2 separate regions of the Homo sapiens genome follow, and region 1 is linked to region 2. Evidence: chromatin contacts called from ENCODE Hi-C or POLR2A ChIA-PET data. All regions are on one chromosome and are shown on one strand. Each heading gives the region's core, a stretch centred on a gene start or an enhancer-like site at or near the end of the contact. The rest is flanking DNA. Distances are from core to core; before and after follow the strand shown. Region 1 has its middle 26 kb from the start of MIR4733. Region 2 holds the start of ADAP2 (ArfGAP with dual PH domains 2).

Region 1 (2,788 bases), core at 75-2,574, 150 kb before region 2:
TTAGAAAGACTGCTCTTTTTTTTGAGACAGGGTCTCACCCTGTCTCCCAGGTTGGAGTGCAATGTTGCAATCTCAGCTCACTGCAACCTCCACCTCCCAGGTTCAAGCGATTCTCCCACCTCAGCCTCCTCAGTAGCTGGAACCACAGGCGTGCAACACCACACCCGGCTAATGTTTTGTATTCTTAGTAGAGATGGGGTTTCACCATGTTGCCCAGGCTTGTCTTGAACTCCTGGCCTCAAGCAATCCACCTGTCTTGGCCTCCCGAAGTGTTGGGATTACAGGTGTCAGCTATGGCACCCAGCCATGGACTGCCGTTACGGTGTGTTTTTTGAGCGACTGTGGCCCCATTGGCCACTCTCTTGTCATTTTTATTCAATGCCTAGTTTCCCATTTTCTCCCTTATATCTTTCTGGCAAAATGTAATAACCTGTTCAAAGCAGATCAGAGAACTTCTCACAATGCTAACAGGCAGAACGGTCAAGTGCTTAAGGTACTTATTGTCTGTCTTCCTCCATAAAAAAGGACAGAAAATGCTGGACCTCTGGCTTAGTCTGTCAGTTGGTATACTAGTTTCCTATGGCTGCTATAACAAAATGCCACAAATTTAGTGGCTTAAAACAACACAAATGTATATCTTATAGTTCCGGAGGTCAGAAGTCCAACATCAGTTTCACTGAGATTTAGCCAAGTGTTTGCAGAAATGGCTCATTCTGGAGGCTTCAGAAGGGAATACATTTCCTTACCTTTCTCAGTTTTGCAGGCTGCCTGCAGTCCTTGCCTCACAGCCCCTGCCTCACATCACTCCAAGCTCCTGTTTCCGTGAGCACATCTCCTACTCATCACTCTGACCCTCCTGCCCCCTCTTATAAGGACCCTTGTGATTACATTGGCCCCACCTGGATAATCCAGGGTTGTCTCTCCATCTCAAGATCCTTCATATAAATCACATTTTCAAAGTCCCTTTGTCATATAAGGTGATATTCACAGATTCTGGGGATTAGGGATTACTCAGCCTACTACAGGTTTCAGGAAAGCAAGTTCTAGCTTTGTCAATCAATGAGGACTCAGAGGTTACATAGAGAAATGATGAGGAGATCAATAAAACCAACAGGCATTTGAGATACAAGGCAAATATCTGGTTATCTTGCTGTCCTCTCAGCACAGGTGCCTTTTGCTGCAGACTCTAGACTTCTACCTTTATTGTGACTGTCTTTACTTCCTCTCTGTCTGACTGATGATTCTAGTATTTCTAGCAGTCAAACTGAGTCAGCCAGAGCCCATCCTGTAGAGGGCGCCCCTTTTCTGCCTGGCTCTTTTACGAGGACATCTCATGGCTGCTGTCTAACCTACAGATGGCAGCTTTTTCATCAGTCACTAATCCTTGGTCCACTCAGCTTCAGCCAGGAAAGCTGGGCCACAAGACACAAAATGTGTACAGGAACCACGGGCCTTTGTCTCTGAAAGGCGCTGGGAAGTTGCAACAATTCAGAGATTGTTAGACTCTTCTCCAAAACACTGTCAGTGACCACAGAGTTTGGGCAAAATTTTTTGCTTCCTGATTTTTGAAACTGGGATGCTTGTAGGTGCTTGTTAAAAATGGATTTTGGTTAATATTTACAAAATATAGTATTCCTAAGAAATCAAATTAGAAGGTCCAAAAATAGAGTGCTTTGGAAAGCAAAGGCTTGTCATGATGGCCTGTAGTCTAATCATAGACTCTAATTACAGGAAAAGATACACATGCAACAAAGGAAGTCTTCTAGGTCAAAGGTCTTTATGGTACTTCAGATTATATAAAGCAACACACTGGAATTCCCAAGCTCTGAGTCATCCATGAAAAAAATATTTCATATGGCTTCCAGGACACTGAGTTGAATTCAGACACCATTTTATAAACGTCTACTCTCTTTGATAGAGGAGATCTAGGAAAGGAGAGAAGTAATCTGGAGCATAGCACAGAATTAAACTGACTTTTCTTTAATGGAGTCATAGAGCCTGTTACACTGTGGATTCTTGGATCGTGTCAGATAATCATAGATTGAGCCACTGGATTAGTCATAGCATGAATTTCATAATCACCATATAATTGACACAGACCTTTAAACAGTCCTTTTTCTCCTGGAAGCCAGTTTTTTGCTGGAATTAAATGAACTGACCCTTTCTGCAGAAAATGGAACCAACTTTTCACTTCGCTCACCTTGGCAGTAATTAGGAGCTTTCTAGGAGTTAGCACTCCTCCTCGCCAAGCTGTCCAAGTGGAAACAATCAGATTATCCTTAAGAATGCAAAGGTTGGGCCGGGCGTGGTGGCTCACACCTGTAATCCCAGCACTTTGGGAGGCTGAGGAGGGTGGATCACGAGGTCAGGAGATAGAAACCATCCTGGCCAACATGGTGAAACCCCGTCTCTACTAAAGTACAAAAAAAAAAAAAAAAAAATTAGCCGGGTGTGGTGGTGCGTGCCTGTAGTCCCAGTTACTCAGGAGGCTGAGGCAGGAGAATCGCTTGGAGGCAGGAGAATCACTTGAACCCAGGAGGCGGAGGTTGCAGTGAGCCGAAATTGTGCCACTGCACTCCAGCCAGGCGACAGAGCGAGACTCCTTCTCAAAGAAAAAGAATGCAAAGATTCTCTCTCCAAGTGGGAGACCAGAGCAAAGGTAAAGGGGAAAATATTTAATGTTCAGGCTGTGAAGAAAACTAATTAACTGATTGTACTATGTGTATTTCCACTTCATAAACACCAACAATTAATTAAGCCATTATACAGCTCAGGCACATCTAACTCT
Region 2 (2,786 bases), core at 256-2,755:
CTACTAAGTACAAAAAAATTAGCCGGGTGTGGTGGCAGGCGCCTGTAATCCCAGCTGCTTGAGAAGCTGAGGCAGGAGAATTACTTGAACCCGGGAGGCAGCGGTTGCAGTGAGCCAAGATTGCTCCACTGCACTCCAGCCTGGACAACACAGCGAGACTCCGTCTCAAAAAAAAAAAAAAAAAAGTAAGCAAATGATAGAGCCAGAATTTGAACTCTCGGCCTCTGTCTAAGCTGCCATCTTATAAGCTGTGTTTCCTCTAGCTAGACTTGCCCCTCTCTGGTTCTCAGTTTCCCCCTCTGTAGAATGGGAGCCCCCTGCCCGCTGCCTCTACTCCAGTCCCGCAGTTCCATGGCTCTCCACGGGCATGCCTTTCTACCTCCACAATACTGTCGTCCCAGAAGTCAAGTCGCACAGATTTAACTCTGCTGATGTCAGGGAAGTTACGGTGGACGCCGCAGCAGTTGAGACAGATGAAGATCCCCAGCTTGTAAGAGGCCCAGTCGGGATCTGCAGGGGATGAGGCAGGAGAGGAGCTGAGCGGAAAGCGCGGTGAAGAAACCAGGGCTGGGCTCGGGGCACTGGGGCAGGTGGGGCGCCCCTTCTCCCACCTAAGGCGAACTAAGCGGCCAGCCTGGCACCTTCTGGTTAGCCCACCGGCCGCTGCGCGGCGACCGGGGTGAAGATCCTGGAGGCAGTTCAGGGCCCGGGGAGAGAGTCTGAGGCTGCGCGACGTGGAAGTGAAGGGACTCAGAAGGAACCGAGAGGAGGGCGCGGGGGGCGCACCGCGGGGCTCGGCGCGGAGCTGCAGGTGGGGAGGCTGAGTTAGGGGGCCCTCGGCGTCCCCGAGGTGGGGCGCTGGGGAGGCCTTCGGGGGGCGTCTGGGAGCGGGCAGGGGGCACAGGACTGTCGGCGGCCTGGGCCCGACGTTTAGCCCTGGCTGGGATGTCTGAGTCCGAGGGCGTGGGGCGCGCCTGGGTGCGCAGACATCGAGAGCCCGGACTCGGGCGGTCGGGTGCCTGGCCAGGGAAGAGAGCGGGACTGGAAGGGCTCTAGGCTGCCGGCTCTCGTGTCCGGGTCCAAGCACGTGGGAAGATGCGCATCTGGTCCCGCGAGGGGAGCAGAGCCTGGGCTCGTAGGGGCCGGGGCAGGGTGTGGTGGAGACGGCCCTCGGGGCTCGGGTGAGAGGTTCACGGTGTGGGTGGGAGGGGTCGGGGCCCGCAGGTGCCACGTCTGGGTCCAGGGGGCCGAGGGCGGGACCCGGTGGGGCCGAGGGGAGGAGTCGGGTGGGCCTGGGGTCCGGCCGGGGGTCTCGCGCTGCCCGCGCCGCCGCGCCCTTACCTGCCGCCCCGCAGTCGGCGCAGTGCGCGTTGCCTGTGTCCGGCGCCCGCAGCAGCTCCAGCAGCCGCTTCTTGTTGCGCTCGCGATCGCCCATGGCCGGCCCGGCGGGCTCAGCGGGGCTCAGCCCATGGCCCGTGCGCTCCGCCCGGCAGGTGGAGAGGGACCCGGCCGCGGCGCCTCAGCCAGGCCTGGGCAGCCGCCAGCCCCGCCCCGCACCGTCAGGACTGTCCGCCCCTCCCTCGGCAGGTCCAGTCCGGCCCCGAGCTCCGCCGACGCGCGGGGAGGGACAGGAGCACGCAAATTGGAGTTTAACACACTGGCCTGAGATCAAATCGTGGCCTGTCACTTGGTAGCTACGAGACTGTGGACAACCTATTCAACCTCTGTGGGTCTCAGTTTCCGCGTCTATGAAAGAGGAACAAGGGCATATGTCTGCATCTCAGCGCTTCTTGGAAAATTAACCAGAATCTAACTTCTGTTAAAGCGTTCTGTTAATGTAAGATCTTACATCTATTTGGAGACGTATTTATATGCAAATGCCACCTCCTCAGGAAGCCCTCTGTGATACCCTGCCTGGAGTAATCTTTCCAGCCTCTGGGTCTCCAAGAATACTCTTGTAGTATCTGTCTATTTGTTTTGGACCTGAGCACTTTCTATCTACCTTGCATCACGGTTATTTATATACTTGTGTTAATTCCACTCTCTGACCGCAGACACATACACATGTCCACACCAGGGAGTTTGACGTCAGCAGTTTTATGTCTGTATTCCATATTGCTCCTATAAATGATACCTGCACATTTTTAGAAGTCCAACTAATAGTTGCATGATTTTGTTCACCAGAAAAGTGTGGTTTCACCAAGGTGGACACAGCCAGGCACTTTAACCTGTGAAGTTCCATCACCGCGAGGTGAAGGCAGGGTATAGGTGGTCTTAAATGTGGGCATTTCATTTCCTCTTTCCCTCTCTCCCATCTTTGTTACTGCTTGACATCATCTTCGTTACTCCTTGACATCATCTGCAATGACTCATGGGCCTCCTGGTGAAATATATACTGTACATACTTGCCATCTTCTATGTAGGTTAATACCTTAATGCACACAGATGCATTAAGCCATATGCATATGATAGACAGGTGTTAACCTTCAGGATAAAATCAGGTTTCCATCCTGGTGAATTGCAGCTGATGTTCTAGCTGACCTGCCCACACTCCCATTCAACATACATGCGGGCGCAAGCACACACGTGCACACACACGCACAGCAATATGGTGTAATGGAATGAATTCAGGAATCCAGAAATTCAGGCTTTAAATGTTGACTCCTTCATTTCCACATTTCCCAACTGTTTGTCTCTGGGCAAGTTCCTTCACTTCTCTGAGCCTCCAAACCCTCAACTGTTAAATGGAGAGCGTAAGATCCACTAATAGGGTCATTGAAATGGCA

Evidence for each region. A loop is a pair of places that touch in the nucleus more often than their neighbours do. ChIA-PET counts read pairs that join two places held with the same protein, here RNA polymerase II (POLR2A). Pooled maps may share reads with other maps.
Region 1: a map with no recorded cell type shows a loop between it and region 2 (2.6-fold over the local background). The contact joins the enhancer-like site here to the promoter of ADAP2 in region 2. A Hi-C loop is called at or near these places in 4 of 37 single-sample maps with no recorded cell type and 5 of 50 pooled maps. POLR2A ChIA-PET finds 5 or more read pairs at or near these places in 2 of 52 experiments (GM10248 and activated CD4-positive, alpha-beta T cell).

The regions. Positions count from the first base shown.
Region 1 is chr17:31,067,032-31,069,819 of GRCh38, reverse strand. No RefSeq gene overlaps it. Among named protein-coding and RNA genes, the nearest start is that of MIR4733, 26 kb to the left of the region's middle. Within about 2 kb of position 1,324, at least 13 of the 41 ENCODE cell types and tissues checked have a DNase peak (open chromatin) inside an H3K27ac peak, as active enhancers do.
Region 2 is chr17:30,920,664-30,923,449 of GRCh38, reverse strand. It overlaps ADAP2 (ArfGAP with dual PH domains 2), which reads right to left and starts at 1,505. Exons shown (of 11, transcript NM_018404.3): 1 at 1,342-1,505; 2 at 380-510. The coding sequence starts at 1,435. RefSeq lists silencers at 815-974, 1,135-1,184, 1,325-1,764.